Linked DNA regions of Mus musculus: all the other regions are linked to region 1. The links are chromatin loops, found by intact Hi-C in ENCODE. Cell type or tissue: heart. All regions are shown on one strand. Region 1 has its middle 9.6 kb from the start of Elac2. Region 2 holds the start of Gm12292 (a long non-coding RNA gene). Region 3 has its middle 2.7 kb from the start of Hs3st3b1. Region 4 has its middle 37 kb from the start of Gm29851. Region 5 overlaps Hs3st3a1 (heparan sulfate (glucosamine) 3-O-sulfotransferase 3A1).

Region 1 (5,000 bases):
GAGATCATGCAGCTTAGCATCAGCCCCTGCTGAGGTGTTCAAGTCACAGGGAGTGGGAAGAGAAAGTGAGAACACTGTGTACACAGATCCAGTGGCTCTGCTCCTTCTGACTTTAGCATCCTCCACATGCCAGCTTATTGTTTGGTGGCTTCAAAGCAGCGAGCCATTGTTAAGCATCCAACACGAAGGTCTGTCATCCAGAATCTTGAAGCTATTACTGACAAGGTGAAGGACAGAATTGGAGTCATTATAACACAATGCCTTTTTTTCCTCTCCCTCTGTTTTTACTTTGTACTTGGAAACAAGGCAGCCAACTCCAAGTTCACAGCACATGCTCAAGCCCAAGTCCCATCCGTGCTCCCTACCTCCTGGTACTTTGCGGTGGGTGTCCTCATCCACCAGCTGGACCCAGCATCTTCAGCATTACCCAGGATTCTGCTAAAGAGGGAACTTCTCGGGCCCCTCTCCAAGCCCACCGCAACAGAGTCTGGGGTGAACGGAAAGGTGAGCAAACACCATGAAGGAGACACACTAAACAGCACAGCATTTACTTTCAAAGTGAAAAACCACAGTTAGGAAGCAGTGGAAGGAAGTTTGAAAGGCAAAGAATGCAGAAACCGCTCCTCATCACAAGAGGAAAACAGACACAAGCATTCCAGGGGCTGGAAATGTTGGCTGCACACATACTTTTTTTTTTTTTAAAGCCCACAGTGTCTTTTTTTTTTTTAAATTTCACTTAAAAATATAAACTCAACCTTTCCTTTAAGTGATCTCACGACAGAGCACTCCCTGAGGCTATATTTCATAGAAAAACAATTACCAGAACTGGGAATTTCTTGTCATGATGGAACAAGGGTCTCTCTCAGCCAGGGCACCTACCTTGCCCCTCTGTGTCACTCCAACAGCCAGCAATGCCCTGGGAGGGCAGGTGAGATAGAAGGCTTTGCTTGTTTGTTTTGTTTTTAGAGTCAGGGACGGTCTGCTGGGACTCTGGTTGTCCCCAACTATCTAGCCAAGGCTGACCTTGAATTCCTCAACTTTTTACTTCCCATTTTCTAAGTGCCTGGACTACAGGGGTGCACCACCATGCCTGGGCTGAGACAAGGCAGCTTGTTGACCTTGTAGACTCACCACAGCAAAAGGAGACACAAGAAGCATCTCTGTGCACACTATGCCCTAACTTTTTCTTCCTCATCCTGGTTCTATTATTCACACCCAGGGCTGTGTATTCCCAACACCATGTGGCCCTGTTCTGGGGTTTGTCTGTCTCTCCATCTAGTTTGTAAGTTCTATACGGACAGAGACCAAGATGATCTTAATATTGGAACCCTTAGTCAAGTACCTGGTTCTTCACACAGACCCAGTGAGCATAAGACAGGCAGGCAGGAAGACGGGTTAGGGAGATGGCTAATAAAAGACAGTATCCCTGCTCTCTGAGCCTGGACCATGAGGCCTGAGAGCCCTTCTCAACCCAACACTACAAACAAATACCCTACATCAGTCCTCCTTAAATTCAAATCCCAATGCTCCAGGGGAGATGGAGAAGTCCTTGGTTTTCCGGCAGGGGCCAATGATGGCAGAAGAGAGTGAGAGAAGAGGCTGCTGTTGGCCCACAGAATGCAGCATCTCCCAAAGCTGCACTTAGCTCCAGGGTACTGGTCACAGGTTACTGGCTTGGGTCACTGAGATGCAGTTGACTTAGGAGATTTGTGGAGCTGTCACCAGAGTGGCTCCTGAAAACAAAGCCTCAGTCAGGCTGGCAGGGACTCTTCCTTGGGCTGGCTGCTCAGCTGCAAACCAGATGGGCTTAGCCAATGGTCACCTCCCTCACAAACCGTAGGATTTGGCAAACATGGGTAGACATTGCCACCCAGTGGTTATGGCTGGTAACAGGACAAGGATAAAGAAAAGCGGACAACCACACTATCCAAGGAATGGATGCGTGGGAAGATAACAACTGGAATTATTTTATTTAGCTTTTCTCAGCTAACCAAAACACACATTCATATTATTGTATATAAATTACTGTGGGAAACTCAGTGCAGAAGAAGGAGACGCAGAACTTTTAAAGATGCTACCATGTACTACTGGCCAAGAAAGAATGACCGGCTTGGGAATTCAGCTCAGATCCCTGGGATCTTATCCAGATGTTTGACCAGCTGGTCACACAAGTCCCCTCCAGTCAATTACTTTTCTTGATGTTTCTAATCAACAGTGTTATATATGTGACGCTGTAAGCCTTTACATTTAATATTAGCTCATAACTCAGGAGCCTAAACCAGATGTTTGGGGTGAGAAAGAAATTGATGACTTATCAGGAGATTGAACCCAGGCCACTGGCTGCTCTCCAGGCATTCTGCCAGCTAAGTGGCAGAGCAGAATGCCTGTTACCCATTCTCTTCAGTTACAGAGGGAGGAGGGGACAGAGTGCGGCAGAGCACCAGTGTATGGCAGCATGCAAGGAAACCTGGGCAATGTTTCCTTATAAAGCAGGGGCCTTGTGTTCTTTTAAGTCAGTAATGATCAGGATTTTCAGTGTTTTAGACGTGTTTATGATTTTATGGAGGAGAGGGAAATAATGATGGAGAAGAGACTGAATAAATAACCAAGAGAAGGCACTGAAGTGACATAGTGGTTGAGTGTTGCAGATGAGGGGAGATCATGTTTTAAAGGGACTGCCTTAGGGGCTGGGGAGAGGCTCAGTGGCTAGAGTGCAACCGTATTACAGGACACTACATGAGGACCTACATTCACATCTTCAGCACCCACATAAGAACTTAGCACATTAGAACACATTTCTGTAACTCTGGCACTATAAGCCAAGCAGTCAGGGGCAAAGGCTGCCAGGTCCCAGGGGCCCACCAGCCAGGCAATCGAAGCCAAAATATCAAGCTCCGGGTTCAGTGGAAGATCCCTTTGAAAAAAAAATGTAATAAAGTAGAAAATGTGCTTAAAGAAAACATGCTGACATCAATGTTTCCTTTATGTTCCTCATGTTCCTGCACACTTAAACAAACATGTGAACAAATACACACATGAGCACAGAGATACAGACTTGATCCAGGCATGATAATGTCTGTAATCCCTAGCACCTTGGATGCTGAGGCAGGAGGATCACTACGAAACTGAGGTCAGCCTGGGCTACATAGGAAGTTCAAGTTTAGCCCATGAGACAAATTGATGCTGTGTTTCAAACAAACAAGCAAAACAAACACACTGTCATTTCCTCTGCCTTGCCTGGGCAGCGAGGCCCACTCACTTCTGGAGTGAGATAGACTACAGAGCAGACATAAAGCAAGTCTTCTGGGTTTTGCTTTCTCAAAGACAAGCTTCCAGGGGAATGAGGATGACAAGGTACCCTACCTTCATAAGGGTTCAAACTCATGAAGGACCAGAGACATTTTTGCCTTCCTGCATCCCTCTAGAAACACACACTAGTCTTTAGAGCAGGGGGCAGAAATTGGTTGGGTTCTGTGTCTAACTTCCCTGCTTAGAATCCTGGAGAAGTGTTGCTGGAAAAATGGCATAGCAGTTCCTAGTACTTACCTCTCATGCAGTGTTCAGCTCACTGCACCTCCAGGAGGCAGCTTATAGCTGCCTGTAACTCCATTTTCAGGGATTAGATGTCCTCTAGTAGGCTCTATAGGCACAAAACAAATGTGGTACACACACACACACACACACACTGTCCTTAGATAGGTTTCTATTGCTGTGATAAACACCGTGACCAGAAGCAGCTTGCAGGAGTGGGCCAAAAGGTTTATTTCAGCTTATAGTTCACAGTCTATGATGAAGGGAAGTCAGGGCAGGGATTCAAGGAAAGAGCCTAGAGGCAAGGCTATGGAGGAATGCTTACTCCTCCTGGCTTGCTCATCCTGCTGTCTTCTACCACCCAGGACCACCTGCCCAGGGGTGGCACTACCCACCATGGACTGGATCCTCCCACATCAACCATTAATCAAGAAATGCCCCCATAGACTTGCCTGTAGGCCAGTATGATAGAGGCAATTCCCCAATTAAGGTCTCCTTTCTAGAAAAAGCTAGCTAGTGTCATGTTCACACACACACACACACACACACACACACACACATTCACACTCACAAAAATTAAACAAATAAAATAAATCTTGAAAAAAAATCATTTCCTGGGAAGGGAACAGACCTGAGCCAGGCAGGGCTGCTGCTGGGTCTGGCCCGGTAGAATCCAGTGATTCTGTAGGAAATAAGCCCTGGGAAGCTTATTTACCTGAGTAAAACTCTTGGTACAAAAGTACTTAATAACTAGCCATTCTCTCTGCATTATTAGATGACTAAGGTGTCAAGGACTTTGGCTATTGTCCATTTCCTCTGATGGGTAAATGCCCAGCAAAGGGTAGCCAGCACAGAACCTGCTTGCTCCTTCTTTCTATCCCTTCTCATGCTAAGCATGGTGTCTTCTAAAGTCAACTGGTGCCAAGCAACATGTGAAGTTAAGCTGTGTAAACTTGGCTGGGTTATAGCTCCAGCTAATTCATTTACCACTGATCCCAGCTGTTTCTCTGAATGTGCTTAGATAAAGTATTATTTAGTTGCACTTCTGTTTCTGTAATGATGAAGGCAGCTATAGAAGGAAGGGCTTATTTAGGCTCATGGTTTAGGCCCATCAGAAACCATCCGAAGCAGGGGATTAGGACAGCTGGAATCAGGAACATCTCATGCAGCAAGCAGGAAACCAAGACTCATGGGAATGGCATGTGGCTTTTGAAAACTCTCAGCTTGACCCCCAAGTGACATACTTCCTCCAGAAACCTTGACCTTCTAAACTGCCCAAACAGTCACCAACTTGGGACCAAATTACTCAAATGGCAAACTGTGGGGAATAACTCATTCATATGACCACAGGAGATGACCTTTATCTCCAAACCTCACATCTCATGTTCTGAGAGATTGCAGAGCTGGCTTTGGGTAGAAAAAGGGAGACAGATAGACGATCGCTGAGTGAGGGTGGGTAGCAAGTGCTA
Region 2 (5,000 bases), 71 kb before region 1:
CTTTTAGTCTCTTTAGCTTCAAGATTGTTTCTCTAGCCAGCAAGATGGCTCAGTGGGCAAAGGCACTTGCCACGAAGCCTGACAAACCCAGCTTTTCCAGGAACCACGTGGTAGAAGGTGAGAACCAATCCCCCTCCTGCACAGTGTCCTCTGACTTTCACATCCACCCAATTCCTCCACCCCCACCACACACATACATGCACGCGCATACACAACATGAAAGTGTAACCCTCATTAAACTTTTTAGAATATAGCAATAAAACATTACAGACAGAATCCCCTCAGTTCCCAATTCTCCAGATAAAGGAGCTGGCACACACAGAAGCGACAGACCCCCTCCCGTCTGCTGGTGGGTGACACTGTGCCACTCAAGTGTCTGTGCTGGTGCCGGGTAAACAAAGCTGTTGTGCTGCCAGGCCTGTGAAAACACAGCACTTGTGATTACACACAGTGGCCAACACCGCATAATGAAACCACAGCGCATCCCACACAGACCGCACAGGAGACTCAAAAGTACAGTCGGATGCTCCTTGACGGTTGCAAACTACACTTTCCGTTGTTAGCTGGAGTGAGTTTCTCCTGGTTACACAGTTCACCCTACAACGGTGTGCTTTATCATGCTGTCAAGCACCCCCTGGGTGTCACGCCTAGCACATCTCCATTCCTCCACAACAGCCGCAGAGGGTTGTTCACCGGTGACGCCCAGACACCCAGAGTCCTGTGAATGCACTCTTTCATGCTTGCACAAAGACAGAATTGCCAAGGGGCACATTTCCCAGAATGCATCTCTAATGTTAAGCAGTCATACCTGTATACCTGACAGCATGTATAATGCTAATGTTTGTATTTCAGAAATCACACACACACATACACAATATTAGTTAGTTTTCATAATTGTTATAAAATACATAATATAATATAATTAATTTACAAGCAGAAAAGTTCTGCTTAATTCTAAGGCTTCAGTCTATGGAGAGGATCCCTCTATTCCTTTCAAGGGTAAGGACAAATGACCTGGCTTCTAGCCCTACTCTTTAAAGATGTCACCACCTCCCCAAAGCATCACTGGAGACCAAGCCTTCTATATATGGACCTTTCAGGGACATGTACCCAAACCATAGCGCGCGCGCGCACACACACACACACACACACACACACACACACACACACACACACACGAATAGTACCTTGTTAATAATGAACAGATGGTTATTATGGTCAGCCATTCAGTTATTGACATTTTTAAACACATGCAACAGAAGAGGTGTCTGACCTTTATATGAGAAAGCAGGAGAGGGCCCGACATCGATTGATGGGTGACTGGCTCTTTGGTGCTATGAAGGAGTGTCATCAATAGTGGAGATGAAACGTGACAAGATACCTTAACACAAGTATCAGAAGCTTACCTGATTAAAAAAAAAAAAAACAAATAAATTGCAGATCTCAACAACAGGATGCTGAAAACACATAAATTTTAAAACTATACATTTTTTTAGAGACAAGGGCATGGTGTTAAATTAGGGAGAAAAGACAGGAAATGAGAAAATGGGAGCACTGCTGGTGGGGAGGAGGGAGGTGAGGAGGAAATTCAAGGAAGCCAGTGTGTGTGCTCCCAAGGGACAGAGACAGTGCTCGCTGTGTCCCTAGGCTCCTCTCATAGTAGGCGTGTACATCTGTGCTTTACAAATAACTTCCTTTAAGCATGAACATCTTTGCATATATTCAATGAAATATGATCACATCTAATCTCTATTTCCCCTTCCAGCTTCCTCCATATATTTCTTCCAAGACAGGCCCCAATCCACATGAAATATTGCTTTTTTTTTCCCTCTCTGTAAACCCAGCCAATATCACTTAAGCTGGCAGTTTCCCTAGTTTGATCAGGTCTTATGCTGGTGACCACAGCTGCTATGTGCCCATCTGAGAGGTCCACGCCTTGCCAAGAAGACAACACTTCACAGCTCTCCTCTCAGCCCCCAGTTCTTGCATCCTTCCTGCCTCTTATTTCACAGTGTTCCCTGAGATCAATGCAAGAAGAACTGAAAAAGATGTTCAATTTAGGATTGGTATCTATTCTTGACTGTCAATATATGTATAACCACTGTAGGTATGCTATGCCAAAGTTTTATCAAATATGGTATGCATATACAAATGTAAAATATATAACACATCATATATGTGGTGCATATATATATATATATATATATATATATAAAACACAAACATGATTTAATAATTAGTAATAATGAAAATCAATTTGAATAGAGGCATACTTCTACCTAGAAAGATTCACACACACTGCCTTGCTCCCTAGGGAGCAGGGCTGGAGGAGAGGGGCTTCTCCATATATCTTGCACTTTTCTACAGAGAAGATTCATCTGATGATAACATGAAGAAGTGTAACACTAGGAATCTGACGGTATTACAATCCTTCTCGGTCCTTGTCCAGTTCTCTGTTGGTAACAGAGCGGCAGCTGGCTGAAGAGCACAGAGCTTTCTTAGATTTGCGGAAAGATGAGATGTGGAGACAGGTGCATTGGCCTTGACTTCCGGGCATGAGCTGAAGTGTGGACCAGCATAGCCTGGATTCAAGCATCTATCATGGAATCTTGAGAGAGAGAGAGAGAGAGAGAGAGAGAGAGAGAGAGAGAGAGAGAGAGAGAAAGAGACCGAGAACATCCCGGTCATCTGAGAGCACAGAACCGCTGCCTGAGTCGTGGCGAATTCCGAGGTAGAGATGGCACAGAAAAGCAAGATTGAAGTGTGGAGCAAAGTTGGCAGACAGGGACACAGGGTTGCACTCCAAAGAAAGGGGTCTCAGCAGATTAGAAACGCAGGTTGCAGGCCAAGGTCAAATTTGGAATGGACTGTAACATGGAATGAGAAATCCGATGTTTTCTAATTTCTACAGGTTTCTCTTGAAATTTCCTTCAGTAAACACGTTGGAAAAACCACTGCCTGCTGTGTGTGGTCCCCACAGCACACAGGCATGGAGGTCATAGCCAGGACAGCGGAGGAAAAGCCAGTCTAGAAACCAGGTATGCCAGGTGCTGTAAAGCCGATGTACCTTCTGCCCTCTGCTGGCAAGCTAGGGAATTACGACAGCGAGGCTCCTGCCTTAAAAGGATGTCACCCAGACAGCAAGCAGCTTCTGCACCAGCGACAAGTAACCCTTTCAAGTTGTTATCGTTCTTATCTGGTAACAGTTCGGTGAAGCGTTGTCTTCCTCCTCTGCAGAAGAATGCAGGCCACGGGGCACAGAGACAGGGTGCAACATGCTACATGCCCTGCTTCAGCCCCCAGTCTCCTCTCCACTGTGCCAGCCAAAGGCTGTAAGCCTAGTCCAATAAGTCAGAAGGCCCAGACCACCAGTCAGATTCACGCTTTCGGGTGATCTGGGGGAAGGCTGGGATCTCTTTAGGAACTGGAAACCATTAGAAAGCTGTATCAGGAATATAGAAGGAGAACAAGATCTTTAGTGTGGGGGGAGGGTGATTTTGGGATCTCTCCCACACCCGCACGGACCCACGTGCTCCTCACTTTATTAGCTTTCCTGGCAAGCTCATGATGATAGGAGGTGCCTTCTCCACCACGGGTTTTACACTCACAATATAATAGAGGGAACAGAGGTGAAGGTGGGCTGTCTGTAAATTGTCCTGACATCTCCAAGCTAAACTTTTGACACCAGTGTCACCCTGGCAGCCTGAACCCACCAGGCCAGGCCAGAGTCAGCAAGGAGAGGTCAGTAGCCGATTAAGCAAAGCTCTCTTGTCTTACCCCAGCTGAGGTGCTGAGCCCCTTAGCACCTTGTCAAACACGAAATTTAATCCCGGTTTTATTTTCCAATTGCTTTTTAAAAAACGCACTCCCCATTCGGGGCGATAGGGGGAAAAGGTCCTTTTAAAATGATTTATTACGTGTTAACAGCTAGAGAAAACCTAAACAATGTCTCCATAAAGACCCAAGATCACGTTTTTAATTAAGAGCCACAACTTTTAATGGCAGGCATAATGTGCCCATTCATTCCAGGGCACGGGCACCCTGGGTAACCCAGCAGTCACATTCGGTGGAGGAATAACACCCTTCAGTTCGCACCTCAAAGCCTCCTGTTAAAGAAAATAACAATAACGTAAGCCCCTTTTAAAACAAGCTTGACATTTTAACAGAAAGGACACATTCTGTTGGAGGGCAGGGGCGCCTGCTGCCACTGCTTCTTGGGCTGACAATGGTCCTCTCAGTGCCTAGAAGCTCGCCAGCCTCCTAAACTGCATTGCACAGCTAAATCACTGTAAACAAGCCCAGTATGAGTTACCTGGTCAGTTCCTGCCCAAACTCGAGGTGGTGGTGGGGGGGGGGGGCTGTGTCCCCAGAGTATAACCAGTTCCTGACTCCTTCACAAACTGGCCCTTTACAAGCTGTTATTTTCTCTACTTGGTTTGTTGAAGATTAAAAGCTAAGGCTCTAAGTGAACAGGGTGCTGGGAACCCTGTTTGTATTAAGTACTGTTCGTTCCTTGCTTCCCACAGGCAGGGATCCCAGGAATGCAGTGAGGCCAACATGGCTGTTATCCACTAACCTAAAAGTCTTGTTCCTTGAGGGTGAGAACACTGGGAAGTGGCAAATGAAGGATGCACCACTGTGGTGAAGTTGCGCAGACATTGTGAACTGGGAAGGGCAAAGCTCAGTGGTGGGGTGCAAGAGACGTACCCTTAAGATACAACACTACTGCACCTGAGAGAATAGAAGAGGGATGGCTGGAGACTCACCTCCTGGCCCTGCTTCTCTGTAGGGCATTGTAAGAGTCCCTGCCCTCCCTATGGCTGGACAAAGGAACACCCTTATCTTGGAAGACACCAGTCCCAGAGGAGAGTATGATGAATGGAATGTTGCTTAAATTCTCCCAATTCATGACATGCCTCTTAATCTAAGCATTAAAATGGTACACATCGAAACTGTTTGGGGGGGGGGAATCTTCATTTCTAAGGCTTTTATCATATAAA
Region 3 (5,000 bases), 1.0 Mb before region 1:
GTTCAGGGAGGCGAGGCCATCGGCTGGTGACAGGAGCAGATGGTGAGGATGCTGGAGTGACCCAACGCTGAAAGAGGTCCCACCCGGTTGAGTGGCGCTCTCTTATACACGCGCGCTTTTCCACACTCGCTTCTGAGGCCAGTCTTGGCTATAGTTGCCTATGTGACAAAGATGCCAGTCCTCATCCAAGGGTCCCGCCATCCGGCTCCTGAGTGTAAAAGCTGCAGAAAAGAGACAGGGATGGAAGAGGGAAAGCCGACCAGACGTGTTTCCAGCCCCACCCGCAAACCCAGTTTCATAATCGGGGCTCAGGGAAGGGCCTCCAACAGACCCTGATTTAGGAAGTTTAAGTAGGGAAAACCTCGGCGGAAGTCACTAACTTTCCCGCTCTCTCAATATTGTCCAGAATGGTCTCCCTGTGCCTGGCGCTTAATAGGGACAGACGTAAACACTATCTCACTCTTTCCAAACTCTCCTGAAAAGGCCTGGGGGGTGAACAGAGAGAAGGAAGGTTGTTTAGTTTAAAGACACTAGTTGAAACTTAAAGTCACATGTCGGAGTTTTATATGGGTATCTGTTCCTTGGCATCATTAATTTGATAGATGTTCTAACTTCTTTCTCTTGAACAAACAATTAAGCCGGCATCCGCCCCTGCTTAGAAGATTGGTTGGGTTTCTGACCTATGACTCTGTACTGAATCCTAGGCGTTTTCCCCCAATAACTTTTTTTTAAGTCGAATGTTGATATGGGGTAAATTCAGGAGTAGTGACTAGCACTTATTTAATGGTGAAAATCCACTCCGAGGCTTCCTTGTTTCGCACCTTTGTCCAGGGGGGCGGCCCGGAAAGGGGTCTTCTCAGAAACTGTCAGCTCTGGTGAGGGAAGCTCGGGCGCTGATGCCTGGCCAAATTTCTGCGCTGGCGATCGGAGTTAGGAAAGTCGGGATGGGGACGTTCACCCAAGTGGCGGCTTGAGAGCCTTTCGGTGCCTGGAATCCATTTTCCGCAAGACCGAAAGGCCTCCAACGCCAGGCTGCGTGCGGTTCCGGGACAGAATTTTCATTCCTTCCGACCCCCGTGCAGGCCGCGGGGACGCAGGAGGTGACTCACTCTGCGGCCACAGGCGCCTTGCACTTCCCGGTGGGCACCGGCGGGCGAAGCGGAACCGATCTTATCCTTTCTCCCTTTACTCAACTATTTGAGACAGTGTGGGGGTAATCAGAGTGCATACTGTCTCCCTCCCGGAATTAATGTCCCCAAGTGCCCAGAGCTCTTGCTGCTCCTCCACGGTCCGGCTTCCGGACGGTAGAGCCAAGCTAAAAAAGTAGGTTTGAGTTGTGCACCTCGGATTTGAAGTGCATCCTAGCCATAGCGGTGACCAAAGATGACAGAGCGGCCGCCACCGGACCTCTGCGCTCTTGCTATACTCTTTTGACATCCCTATGTGTCTAGCCCAAGACAATTTCCTACAAAACGGTTGAGAGGGAAATCATTTAGTCGGAGGACACTTTTCTTTCTTCTCCTTTATTGCAGCTGTTAGGATTTCTAGGGTTTCCACACCCCTCCCCACCGCCGTCGCTGAGATGTGGGTTCTTCGAAGTGATTTAATAGTCCTCATTAAAAAAAAAAAAAAGTTAATCAGTCAATGTAGGAACAAATGCATCTCTGAGCACTAGTCCGGCTTTTTGTTTTCAGTTCGAGAAGGAAAGATCAGGGTCTCCGACCGGCGCCTTTTCAAGTTCTCGTTATTTAGATGGGAAGGAAGTTGCTGATTTGAAAGTGGTGAATTGCAGTTCCCACGTGGCTCCCTGAAGGCCTGACTACGTGTAAATAGAAATGGTCCCTGTCCTGTGGGTTAGCAAAGGCCATTAAGTGAGCGATTACACATCGAGACCACCGGATATATTTGGAGTCTCTTTTTCCGGGGGTGGAGGGAGGAAGCCAACGAGTGGAAGCAAAGACGTGGGCGTCGGAAATTGCCAAAAGTGTGGCGCTGAGCTGAGCGCCTAAGGGCTAAATCGCAGCCTGGCCTACTAGGTCCGGTTGCGGAGAACAATAGGGGAGTTCTCTCTATGCCCCAAGCCAGGGCCTCGGCCGTCCAAGGTCAGCGGGTGGGCGGGGTCAGAATTTGCAGTTCGGAGCAAGTTGCAGGCTGCGACTGCACGCTTTGGTCCTTTGGCCTTCAAACTCCCCAGGAGCTATCCTGGAGTGACTTGGGAGTTACTCCTGTGCCATAGCTTCCCTCGTTCAGACCTCAGCAGATGCCATTTCTTGCTTGGCCTTACACACCAAATGCGAAGCCTGAGATTCGATCTTGGGCAGAGCTGATGCCAATCTGACTGGAACCCCCTACCTTTATCTATCGTTCCTGGGTATCCAACAAGTGCTACCACCAGAACCAGAAAAAGAAAAAAAAATGCCCTCCAATAAACTTATCCACAATGCTTACTCTTTGGAAAATATGTTAAGGGGAGAATTCAGCTTCAGCACACCTGAGGTTTATGTCTTATTTGGGTTCGTTTATTCATGGTTACCTAATGAGAGCGAGTACCCAGTCTAATCTGCAAGGCAGTGGTGGTCCTTGCCTTCTTTCCCTGGGTCCTGTAGCTAGCAACCTGTTGTGACTCCAAACTTTCTAAAAAGGAATGGCCTGAGCTAAGATTCCAGCAGAACACGCTCTCCGGCTTCCATCCTAGCAGCTGCGCCTGACCCGCCTCCTTTCTGATGGCTTCGCCCTCCCATCCCCCGCTTGTCCCGGCGGAACGGCAGAGAAGGCATTTCCTGGGCGGCCTGAACCGGTGGCCCAGAGCCCCAGTTCCTGCCACCGGAACCCTCTGCATTGCCCGCTGCCAGCTCTGCCGCCCCTGGAACTGAGCAGCTGCGAGCCGGATCTGGAGGGACTGGCTGTGAGCGCGGCCGCGGGTACCCTGCCCGCCCACCAGGGAGCGCTCCGACCTGCGCTACTGCTGGACTGTTGGCTGCGGCAATCTGGTTTCAGCAGAGCGGGGCGGAGAGGCTTCAACTTTGGCTTAGATTCGGCACCTAAGGCTGCTGGCGCCTCCTGGACGTCACAGGCGCCAGTGTCCTCTCTGTTTCCCCAAAAGGCTATAGGCGCCGCAGCCTAGAAGCTAAGCATAGGATGGGGAGGATGGGTAAGGAATTCCTGGAGATGGCGGTGGGGGGTAGGGGTGGAGGCAGTGGCTGACCAATAGGCTAGAAAAGCTTCAGTCCCCAAGTCCCACTGTGAGAGGCAACATCAGCCCCCACGGAGAGCTGAGCCTGGATTCTGAGTAAATAAAGTCTGGGGTCTTTGAGTGACTCAGCTGCCAGCCTCGCTAGGGATGCGAGTTCTCATTTCATAAGGGGGGAAAAAAAGTGTGATGCTCAGATTGAATTTATGACGTGAGGGTTAAGTGATGCGCTGATTCCGTAGTTTTCCTGCACCATGAACAGCACCCTGGGCCGGGGTCCTCCCCGCCCACCCTACCCTGTACCCTGGAGACCTGGGCAAGGCATGGGAAGTGAGAGAACCCAGGAATTTCCTGAGCCTTTCAGGATGGATGTTTCCCTGCTCTGGAAGTCACAGTTTCTGTCAGGATGTCCTCTAGCTATAGCTTGGTTGTCAGCAGGCCCTACCAGGAGGTCTTCTCAGGTGGAAGACCTTCACAGCTGGGACTCTCCGGCTGATTAAAGAGTTCTGTGATTATACTTTCGTCAGGCCTCCCAGTTGGAAGGAGTGATTCTTCCCGTGTGGACACTGACCTGTGCTCCAGCAGATCTGCACTGCTTCTATAATCTGCCTCCCTGCTACCTGCCTGCCTGCGGGACTGGTCAAAGTCAAAGTCAAGTCGCTCTCCTGAGCCGCAGAAGATCAGGCCATAGATTTGTCTTCAGCCCTTCCTCTTAGAAGCAGACCCTCCCCACATATAAACACACACACACCATCATCATCATCGTCATCATCATCATCATCATCGTCCCCACCACTTCTGTCTTCGGTTCTCCCGGGGATGCCCTTCACTAATGGATGGACAGAAGTCTGAAAAAAAAAAAAAAAAAACTAATCTCATTTAATTTTTCCACTAGAAACTTCCTATGGAGACAAAGTTGTGCTACAACCCTACTATGTGTCTACAGGACACCCAGCTCCCCACTGTCTAAAACAAGCTTTCTTTATTTGTTTGTTTGGCTTTTGTTTGTTTTGTTTTGTTTGTTGAGACATGGCCTCACTAGGTATGTAGTCCTGGCTCTCCTGGAACTCACTCTGTAGACCAGGTTGGTCTTGAACTCACAGAGATCCTCCTGCCTCTGCCTCTTGAGTGCCCGATTTAAAAAAGTGCGAGGGGGAGCTTTAACACTCTACAACAAGACAAGGGTTTCTGGAACATCTCTGAGACCACATGGACGGCAGGGCATTGAGCTTCTCCAACAGGTCCGCCTTGCCTTCTGTCCCTGCTTTCACTGTAGAGGAAGCTGCGGGCTCCCTGGAGCGAGCCCAGTAAGCACTTTCTAGCCCAAGGATATCTCTTTCCCAACAACCAGCTGAGAGCAAGCTATTCATCCAGCTGCCTTTTCTGATTGCAGAGTCCCTATAGAGAGAGAGCAGTGGGGCGGGGCTTAAGGGCGGTCCTGTCACAGGGCATCCTCTGCTGATTGGCTGAAATCATGTCTGCTCCAGAGCCTCCTATGGGGTCAGGAAAGGGTGAAAGGTGTGGACCCATGTCTCAATTCCACTTCTGCCCTCTGCCCAAACTTGCTTCCTGACCCTTCTGCAGTTGGGGAAGGGTGAACAGGGCACCTGCACACTTCACGGGACCCATCTGTGCCTACCATTTCTGGCATGGTTCATACCAGCAACCCCGGCCTATTCCTATACGGTTTCCACAGCAATATCTGTGTACAGTTTCTATCCTCGCACCTGTTAGTTCATCTGTGTCGAACTACCTTTACTTGTTAAGGATGGAAAATCACATAGCTCCTGAAAAAGTAAAAAGTCAAATG
Region 4 (5,000 bases), 1.8 Mb before region 1:
AAGAGCTGTCCCTATCTGTGAGTTCAGGCAGCCTTTCTTTCACTTAACAATGACTGACTTAACTCTTGTGTGGTGATGCTTCAATCTGGGCTTGCCAATGGGAGAAGCTGTAATAGAAAAGGTGAAAGTTTGCAATCTAGTAAGAACGAAAACCAGATTCGTACCGAGGCTGCCAAGGTTCATGGATGTGGAGTTCAGTACTCTCGATATTCTCACTCATTCACTGTGTGTGTGTGTGTGTGTGTGTGTGTGTGTGTGTGTGTGATGTCCTACCATGCCCCAGATATCAAGCCAAAACACTGGCTCATAATAGACTTAATGGATGTTTTGTTCATGGAATGAGTACAAGGAGGGAATACATGTGTGCATGCCTGTTGTTATGTGTCTTTGGGGGATATTTGGAAACATGCATGTACACATGCACGCACTCACACACATATGTGTGTGTGGGTGGGGGAGGTGCGCACGCATGCTCATAGCAGATTTTGGCAGAGCCATTGTATCTGGCATGAATTCTGGGGTGAAGGTACCTAGGCTTTGAAATAGCCTTTTGTAAATCGTCTGTGATTGCTATCTGAGGTTTTATGAGGCTGCTTCTTCTGAAGAATTCATAAAGCCTTTGCATAACTTAGTCCTGAGACATTCCTGGCAAGCTAAGAAGTCTCCTCTGGCTGAGAATTGCTTAGGTAATAGTTCCTTCAGACAACTCCTAGATCAGATAAGAGGTTTTGGTATGCAGAAATTGGCTTGCTAAACATGCCTTTTGTGTAACAATTAGGAGGCTCTGCAAGCAGGTTCAGAGTTTAGTCTTGAGAGGTGGATCCCCCAGCTGCTGAGAAGCCCAAATCCGTCCTGCAGTGTCTCTCTTTCATTGATCATCCCATGTAACCCAGAACACTGGTATGTGTGCACATGCATGCATATGCAGAGGAGAAAGACTATAGCTAAGAGTTTATGGTTATTTAGCAACCTATCTTCTAAGTCCTACAGGCTGGATTATCTCCTATAGTAAAGCTGCACAACATGCATGCTAGCGTCCTTCCTGGTATCACTTGTAGCTAAAGCAGGGCACGGGTCGATAGAACAGAAAAGAAGCTCGCTTGAGGCTTCTGAGAATATTCTTTTAATAAAAGAGATACACAGAAGAGAAAATGCTTCTCTTTCTATCAGGTTAGTGCTATGGCAAATGACCAGGAAATGTGAATAGTTGATACATTGATGATGGGTGGTGATGATGATGGTGGTGGTGGTGGTAATGATGATAGTGATGATAATGGTGGTGATGATGATAGACTTGAACTGGCATATGGTCTTATTTTCCAGCCATTTCTGAAGAAGTCCCCTGACTGGTCAGCTCTTGTTATAACTCACTAAACAAAGCCCATTCCAAGTCATGATAGTAATGTGTGAGTGTGTGTGTGTTGGTCAGATAGGTTCTGTTCTGTTCCATTCAGAGATGTTCTACCTTGACCACAGCCTCCATCCCACAGCTCAGCACATCTAAAGGGGTCAAGGTATTCGTGTAAGATATAGTTTGCTTTGAGAAGAAGCCTCAGCCACTGTAGACCACTGTGGGTCGTGGGAACTGTGTGCACCCCTGTGTACCTCAGAGACTCTGAGCCACAGCAGCCTCTAAAGGAGGATTCAATGTAGGAGGTTGAGGCAGGGGAACCATGAATTCCAAACCAGCTTGGGAGTTCTACAACTACATAATGAGCTCATCCACACTACATAATGAGTTCAAGTCCAACCTGGGTTACAAAACAAGGCCCCATCTCAGACGGAAAAGGTTTTTGTTTGTTAATCCACCCGAGTCTTGGGAGGGTAGATTGTGCTGTAAAAATCCAGGTCAGGGGAATGGTGACATGTGTGGAGATTAGAGAGTCAGAAAGAGAGCTCCAAGCATGGGACCTGGGGTAAGTTGGGGTTCCAGTTTGCATTTTGCACAAACATTGTGCAAATTGTTCACAATTGTCCATTTTAAAAGATCTTCCCCCTCCATAATTTCAAGAAAAAATTAGAACAGCGATGATTTTTACAGAGATTCCCCTATTCTCTTCCTCTGCAAGCTTCTTCCTTACTTGGTCAGTACCTCTCCAGGAGAGTGGTGCGGTGTACAGGTAAGAAAAAGAATCCAGCCTGAAGCAGATCTTTACTCCTTGACAAAGAGTTGCATTCTGCAAATGCAGTACCCAGTCTGTCCACTGGGCGGCGGGTACAGCCACGCAATGTCCAGGGCAGGTTAGCTGTGGCGGGCTGAGTGGAAAGGCTTTCTAGGAAATGAAATATTTCTGCTCTGCACAGCTAGCTCATGGTCAATCTGATGGTTTTGTTTGTTTGATTGTTTGTTTTTGTTTTTAAATTTGCAAGCTCCTAGATACTTGAACAAGCCTATCTCTGCTTATAACATGAAAGAGACAAGCAATAGAGCGATGTTAAGAGATGAGAGAAGGTCCCCCAAAAAGCGGACAGCTGCAGGCAGCTCCATTGGAACAAAAGACCAGGAAGAGTCTGGGATCCACTTGTCCGGCAGCCCACGGCCACCTAGGCACTCTGGGTAAGTTAGGGAGACCACAGTATCAGGGACCAGCCAGCTAGAAAATTCCACCACAGCTGACTAACCAACGGCTTATTTATGCAGTTTACATGTGAGGTATGCATCTGGCCTGCTAGGAAGGGAAAAGAAAGTTCAGAATTGAGAATAAATATACGTTAATTTTTTAATTAAAAAAAAAAACAACAACCAAAAAACATTTTTTTTTTCCTTCTCAAGTCAATTCACACTAGGCTCTCAGAAAGTTAGACCTTCAGGGAAGACCTAGCTTGCCAGTGGATATTCATCCATGAGAACCTACTCTTGAGAGGACGTTCGATTCAGTTCTTCATCGTGGTATATGTCATGGTATATGTCCATAGCTCCAAGTCCTTGAATGGCCCAGGAGTAGGAAAAGAGACAGTATCAGCGTGCTCAGTGAGTGCTGGCGATGGGCGGAGTTCCGGAAGTGTGCGCCTTCCTTCAAGCATTCCGCTCTTCCGACTGATGACAACCTGCCAGGCTCCAGGGATGCCTCCATAACAAAGCACCTCGCGGACTTTGTGTTTAAGTGGGAGGTGCAGACTGAGGAATACAGCATCATCCAGTGAGAGTTAACTGCTCCAGAGGCGGTTGTGCGGGCAGGAAGAGGCCAGTGTGTGTAGGGGTGGGGTGGGGGTGGGAGGGAGAGTCGAACATTTAAATGTTGCTCCAAGGCATCTGCCTCAGAGGATATCCCTGCTGGGTGAGGTCACTGGGTGAGGAAATCCCGCCCTCAAAGCCTCTTGCCCAAGCTGCTGATTTCACTTGCGCATGAGTTTGATCAGCACACCGTTCGATCAGCACAGAGGTCTGACTGCATGAGGCATCTTTATTAATTGTGGACTCTCAGAAATTTCTACCCAGTGAGTTAATGAGAGCCAGGGAAGCGCTGGCTCTGCAGTGAGCCTTAGGTTAGTGCAGCACTCAGGTTCACAACATGTAGGTCAGGACCCCTGGGGAAATCAATGACCCTTTCACAGGGGGTCCCTAAAACCATCGGAAAACACAGATATTTACATTATGATTCTTAACAGTAGCAGAATTAGTTATGAAGTAGCAACAGAATTAATGAACAGAAGTTCATTGGTGTATATCTCTCTATGAAGTCATGACAAGCCGAGACCAGAGAAGAAAGCAAGGTGCACCAATGCCAGGGTGTCATCAGTGAAGACCAGCAAGGTGAACCCCAATAAAGGCTAGCAAAGTGAACCCCGATAAAGACCAGCAAGGTGAACCCCGATAAAGGGCAGCAAGGTGAACCCCGATAAAGGACAGCAAGGTGAACCCCGATAAAGACCAGCAAGGTGAGCCCCAATAAAGACCAGCAAGGTGAACCCTGATAAAGACCAGCAAGGTGAACCCATGCCAGAGCATCATCCACTGTCTGTTGGCTATACTTACACTTTTTAAACATCACATGTGCTCTTAAGTCTCTGCTCCAGCAAACATCACATGTCCTTTCACCAGACAGCTTCCAGAAAAACACCACATGACACAACTGAATCTCCAACAAAACCAGAAAATTCCACTTCACCCAGGGTCAGGCTCAGGCTTTTTGTCAGTTTTCTCTCTTGAGGGTGAACTCAGGGGACCCATGAGAAATATAGAAACTCTTCTGAGAGAAGCCCCCATGACCTAAGGACGTCCCATTAGTTGTATCTCTTATAGGTCCTATTCCCTTTTAACATTGCCACAGTGGAACCAACCTTCCATCATGCAAGCTTTGAGGGACAAACATGTCCAAACACACCAATGCTTACCTCAGTAAGGAGCAAAGAGTTGCTGCATCCATTTATACTGGCAGCAGGTCATTTGTTTTGAGTGTTTCTGAACAAAGCTGTCAGGAAGTTAATGTGCTCTGTTCAACTGCACTTGAGTTGAGTCTGATGACCCCCCACCCCTACCCCAGCCAGATAGCTAATTTTAGAATGCATGCAAGGCTTTTGAGACTGTCGGATATTCTGAGGCTGGGGTCCCTGAGCACAAGGACATGCTGACCCTTATGATGAGACCACTGAAGGTCATTCCTCTTTTAAGTACCACATGTGTGGATATGTAATCAGCTGTTGGTTATGGCGCTTGAGCCAGTTCTCTGCATAAGGTGAGAGTCGGATAATGGCATGCAGACAGAGCCACTGTGTCTGGAGAACAGCCACATTCCTGAGTTACATGATTGGATCAGCTTCTCTCTCTTCAGCTTTAGCTCTCTTGGTTTCTCCAAATCAGCTGTGTAGTTCCTGAGAGGTCTGTGTGCTGATAGGAAGGCAGGATGTTCTTCATGTCACCTTGTTGTCTGTTACTGTTGGGTTCCTGTGAACAAGAGACTCGAAGATTCTCTCTCTCTCTCTCTCTCTCTCTCTCTCTCTCTCTCTCTCTCTCTCTCTCTCTCTCTCTCTCTCTTTTCATGCCCAAATTGGAGATTATG
Region 5 (5,000 bases), 530 kb before region 1:
AAAAGGAAAGAGGAGAGTTTCCTTTTAAGTTAGAAAACTGTTCCTCATTACTGGGCTTACCAAGGGAAGCCTATGTCTATTCCTTTATCTTTGGGGTAATTCCCTGTGGTTAACATGGGTCTTTGCTCCGGTATTTATTTGCCTTGACCCTTTGCCAGATAGTTGTCCAAGGTGGTAAGTCATATAGAAACTTAGTAAAAGTGTCAAGAGTCCCTGTAGTTTGGATAATCTATGCCTCATCACGTGCCAGCAACGACTAACTGGGTTTTAAAGAACACTTTGTTGGTAATACTATCAGCCTGACAGAAATTTTTCTAAAGATCTCCTAACTATTATCTTTACAAATAAGATAGTTAATTTTAAAGGGGGGGGGGAAATCATGGGAAAATGCGCTGGATACAATTTAGGAAGTAAATGTTATTTACAGGATAAGCTGATTTGCCAGTGTCAAATTCAGATCACCTATAATATCAGAGTTAGCCAAACTCTAATAAATTCTAGCGTGGCCTGGATTTGGTTTGTGGTAAAAAATACTGATTTATTTTCCCCTCTCCTCCAAGTTCAAGGACAAAATTCATATGGTTAGAATTTTCTCATTTTTATAAAGTTCAGCCTGTTCATAAAATATTCATTCTCATTATAACTGAAACAATATTAGAAAAGTTATGACACAGTTGAGGTACACGTGGAAGGAACCATTCATAAAATACAGACAGACATGATGTGACGAGTTTATTCACTTGTAGAGTCAAGAACATGTTCAGATTGATTTCGGGAGCTGAATTTATAGTTTAGTCCTAAAAAAATAATAATCAAATTCAAACATTAAACACTTCTAAAAACAGTAACTTCCCAGTCATTGGAAAGAAAAACAATCAGCTTTCCCCTGATATAGCATATATATCATTTAAAATCATCAGCCACTTAAATATACTCCCTCCCCCATGCTTCTGTCATTTATGCCCTATCCTCTGGGAAGTTCTTATGCAGTGACCTGTTGAGTCTGGACAACAGGTCCTTCTTCTGGACACAAAGGCTGTTCTGTGCTATTCCCCAAGGACACAAGAATGAAGTGATTAAAGACCCCTAAAACTCTTATCTAGAGCCGCTCGCATTGAATGTGGCCTCATACAGTGCAGGGAGAGACCCATTTCAAGCCATCAGTCTGAGACATACAGGCCGGCCCTGGGCTCTGAGGTACAATTAAATATAGTGAAACATTTAGTACTAATCCCCTTCATTTTTGCTTTGCCCTACTAAACTTTATTTTCACAAGATGGGATTGCTTCTTCTTACTCCAGTAACGTCTGTTTGAGGGCATGGTATATCTACAGACCTGGATCTGATTTTCTGTGGAACTTTCTGAAATCATGTAAAAGCAAGAAGGTTTTGAGGTAACTCGAAACACAACTACTTTAAAAAAAAAAGTATGGAAAAAAAAAAAAGAAAAAGAAAAAGTCATAAACTTTAAGGCCGCCCTGTCCTTTACTATGAAGAAAATCTCCTTGGATTGTTTATCCAGTAGAGGAGTTTTATAAAGCAATTTATGGTGGTTACAAAAATAACTGCACAGTAGGCTTCATGGTTTGGTGAATTTAATTTTCCAAGTGTCGGAACAATGTCTTTGTTTTAACATTCACAGTGGAGTGGGTTTTTTTTTTTTTTATTGAATGCATAAATTTAAGCTCACTGAATTATATGAGAAACTCTTATTTAAGAGGACCCAACCTGTGGAGCCTGGATTATGGGATTATTTAATGAAAATTTCCCCACGGGTTCTTTTCATCTTGACTCTGAACTTGGAGTTTGATGTTTGTGAGAAGGACTGAAGACTGAAGTCTCTATGTGAGAAAACCCCACACAGGCTGTCTTGAAGCTGCTGTTCATTTTGGCTACTTATATTTACCTAATATTCAGAAGAAGGGTCTGGTTAGACTGTTGTAAGTTGTCCCAAATTTGCAATATAGAATTTCTATGCATACTTAAGACCACACACACACACACACACACACACACACACACACACACACACGCAGGGGCAGGGGCAGGGGCAGGGGCAGGAAAAAACAACAACAAAACCAAACTTTTTATTTGCACCCTGAAGAAAGTTAGAGAAGAGAAAAATATAGGTGATACTTTTGATGCTTAGTGATATGGGGAGTCAAAACATGTCTAGTCTGTCTGTCTGTCTGTCTGTCTGTCTGTCTCTCTCCTTCTTTGTCACTATTTGTCCTAACAGTTTGCGGTGGGAGTGCCCCCTACTGTCCTCACAAAAGGAGAAAGCTTTCGCTTTAAGGAAGTTTGAAGAAATCTCTTCGAGAGGGAGTTTGAGAGTTAGAAATTTCTGTTGCTGAGGTGTTTCTTTATTTCCACCATCAAGATGAAAATAGAAATGTAAGCTGTGTTTCCAGAGTAGAGTATAAATCCATCTTTGAAAAAAAATTATAGTAAAATGAAAATGAATTTGTTACTCAAAATCTCTAGACAGGATATTATTCTTATTGATTTAAAGTGTTTTAATGTTCCTACCAAACACCCTAAAAATGTTTCTGTGTGGGGACTTATATATATAACAACTCAGCACACTCCAGTAGAAGTATTTGGGTATGAAACTCCTCCTTGTTGAATTTGAAAAGCATCCCCCATGACTTAATGGAGCAGAGAGTATTAATACGACAAATGTCTATGGCTTGTGTGTCATGGGATAGTACTCATTCCAAGTGAACAATATCCACTGCTATTGCACGAGTGGTATGACTATAAAAGGGAGTGTACATCCTTTTCCTTTCTTCAAAATGTAAACATCTTTACTGGAAGTCAAGACTGGATCTCTCTACTGTAGTTCCAGGGCAGGTGAGCTTTGAACTGAATGAAAAGGGCCCGCTCCCCGTTTGTCTATTACATCAGTACCAACTAAAAGGTATTCTATTTTCCTTACAGAGACAAAGGATACATATTTGTAAAGTATTTAAATAAACTACACACGAACATGTGTATGTTCACATATATACACTCCTTTTGGTATCTTTGGGGCCATTTGTCCCATCCCCCTGCATGTATCACACTTTGCAGATGCTCCAGTCTCTCCTATAAAATAGTACAATATTCACACATAACTGAAAGCATCCTCCTCTGCACTTTAAATCATGTATGCATTATTTATAATGTGTGATAGGACATAAATGTTATGTAAAGAGCTCCTACAGTATTGTCAAAGGAATAATAGCAGAAAAAGTCAGGACATATTCAGCACAGATGCAATTTTTTTTTCTGTAAGTTTCATGCAGTTGGCTGAGCCTCTGGGTATACAACCTATAGATACAGAGGGCCTGCTGTGCATCTGTCTGTCTTCTATCTATTTATACATCCACACATGCACACAAGCACACATGCGCATAAGTGGCTCCTTGAATACTCTATGCCTTTATTTGGACCATATTTAGAAGCATTTACTATGTTGTCTTTAGTACTACCATGTCCCATATCTTAATTCCCATCATTAGCAAGACTGGACCATTTCGGTCAAGAATATCACATTATCACATACAGAAATGATGAACAAGTACTTAGTGTGAAGACTTGAAGCTCCTAACTTCATCAAAATATGAAACATTTTGACCTTACAACATCATAGATCATGGCCTTCTTTTTCAAGGCCACTGGAGCGATGACTTGAACAAAGGCACTTCTGGTTTCTGGGAGAGCGCTGCATCTCGTGGCAGCTGGGAACAGCTGCACAGCACCTCCAGGAGCCAATCCTACCCTCTGGGCCACCATCCCTTTCTTTCACAAAGAGTTTGAAACTTAAGCTAAAGGAGGTGCAGATCCTGGCCACCCATGCAAGGTCATATGGAGTGAAGTCCAGAGACAATGAATGTCCTTGAGTAAGCAAAGAACCAGGGCCAAGAGGACTCTGAGCCTAGGGAGTCCACGTGTGTAGAGAAAAAGGGAGGCATTTCCTCCATGACTATAATTCCCAGGAGCTCTGAGTGACTAGACACTTCCCACCTGCTCTCATTGTCTGGAATTCTGGGCTTTCTCCCCCATAGATATCATTGGCAACTTAATCAGCTGTGCATGTGTGTGTGTGTGTGTGTGTGTGTGTGTGTGTGTGCTATACATGTATGTGTGTGTGGAAGTAGAAATACAATAGAAGGGGGAGGGATGGCATTTGTATGAAGAACTTCATTAAATGGTTGGGGAATATCTAAGAAATGCTGGTTATAGAAGAATTGCAATACCTCTTGCAAAACCTCAGGTCTGCACTTCCTTGTGTGTACGTCCCCTTATGATCTGAGGGTCAGAGCATGCAGATACACTTTGTGTGTGAACGTGAAGACAATCTCTGGGTGGAAATCCTCCCACAGCGTTATGATCTCCTGCTCCCCGTCCCCCTTTTAACAGAAAACACGCTGGCCCAAATATTTGTCTCACATAAATAAACTGGTTGATTGGCCAGGGAAGAATAAGCGCCAAGTCTGTATTTTAGAGGGGTCATGGGAATAAAGTCAGCCTGTGCAATTAATGACAACAGGGGCTAACCTTACATAGACCAGATGTTCACATCATGAAGAGTGTTGGTCACAAAGCAAACAACCGTCCTTGATATAAACAACCATAAGAAGTGGTTGTCTCTCTATGGGACACATTTAAGCAAATATAAATTGTACCCACCATCAGTTCCATGTCTGGGTCCAGGCAGGGACCCTGTATACTTAGATATTTTTTTGGGGGGGGGGGAGAGGAAAAGAGCGTTACCCTCACCTAATAGAGATGCGGCATATAAAGAGAACTTGTTTTGCCAGACACAGTGACTCACCTTGTAACCCAGAACTATGGAGGTTGAATAAGGAAGACCTCAAGCTTGAAGCTAGTTTGGTTCCCTAGTGAGGAACTACATAAAAAACAACACCCCCCAAAACAAACAAACAAAAAACAAAACAAAAAACCCAAAATATAAAACAAGGCGATCTAGTGTAGTTTCTTGGTCTCTATTTCCC

The links. A loop is a pair of places that touch in the nucleus more often than their neighbours do. Peaks named below come from ENCODE experiments on the same cell type or tissue, not always from the same donor. Only the 100,000 strongest peaks of a DNase experiment are listed, where the experiment ranks them.
Region 2: a loop joins it to region 1, with 2.8 times the contacts of the local background. A loop is called at or near these places in 2 of 42 quality-filtered maps.
Region 3: it touches region 1 in a loop (7-fold over the local background); 15 of 42 quality-filtered maps call a loop at or near these places.
Region 4: a loop joins it to region 1, with 13 times the contacts of the local background. A loop is called at or near these places in 12 of 42 quality-filtered maps.
Region 5: a loop joins it to region 1, with 2.9 times the contacts of the local background. A loop is called at or near these places in 5 of 42 quality-filtered maps.

Annotation. Positions count from the first base shown.
Region 1 is chr11:64,966,888-64,971,887 of GRCm38, forward strand. No RefSeq gene overlaps it. Among named protein-coding and RNA genes, the nearest start is that of Elac2, 9.6 kb to the right of the region's middle. In heart, a CTCF peak has its summit at 1,880 (motif pointing left); a DNase peak (open chromatin) is centred at 1,794; H3K27me3 peaks cover 704 bases.
Region 2 is chr11:64,895,875-64,900,874 of GRCm38, forward strand. Gm12292 (a long non-coding RNA gene) reads right to left here and starts at 3,209. Exons shown (of 5, transcript XR_001780237.1): 1 at 3,068-3,209; 2 at 1,274-1,406. In heart, a CTCF peak has its summit at 3,091 (motif pointing left); no DNase peak of the experiment used is centred here; H3K27ac peaks cover 486 bases; H3K27me3 peaks cover 505 bases.
Region 3 is chr11:63,922,504-63,927,503 of GRCm38, forward strand. No RefSeq gene overlaps it. Among named protein-coding and RNA genes, the nearest start is that of Hs3st3b1, 2.7 kb to the left of the region's middle. In heart, a CTCF peak has its summit at 2,939 (motif pointing right); DNase peaks (open chromatin) are centred at 968, 2,058 and 2,798; H3K4me3 peaks cover 3,343 bases; H3K27ac peaks cover 1,402 bases; H3K27me3 peaks cover 2,839 bases.
Region 4 is chr11:63,211,043-63,216,042 of GRCm38, forward strand. No RefSeq gene overlaps it. Among named protein-coding and RNA genes, the nearest start is that of Gm29851, 37 kb to the right of the region's middle. In heart, a CTCF peak has its summit at 2,201; no DNase peak of the experiment used is centred here; H3K4me3 peaks cover 413 bases; H3K27ac peaks cover 1,969 bases.
Region 5 is chr11:64,436,862-64,441,861 of GRCm38, forward strand. All of the region lies in intron 1 of Hs3st3a1 (heparan sulfate (glucosamine) 3-O-sulfotransferase 3A1), which reads left to right. Among named protein-coding and RNA genes, the nearest start is that of F930015N05Rik, 2.7 kb to the left of the region's middle. In heart, a CTCF peak has its summit at 2,258 (motif pointing left); no DNase peak of the experiment used is centred here; H3K4me3 peaks cover 495 bases; H3K27ac peaks cover 41 bases; H3K27me3 peaks cover 1,996 bases.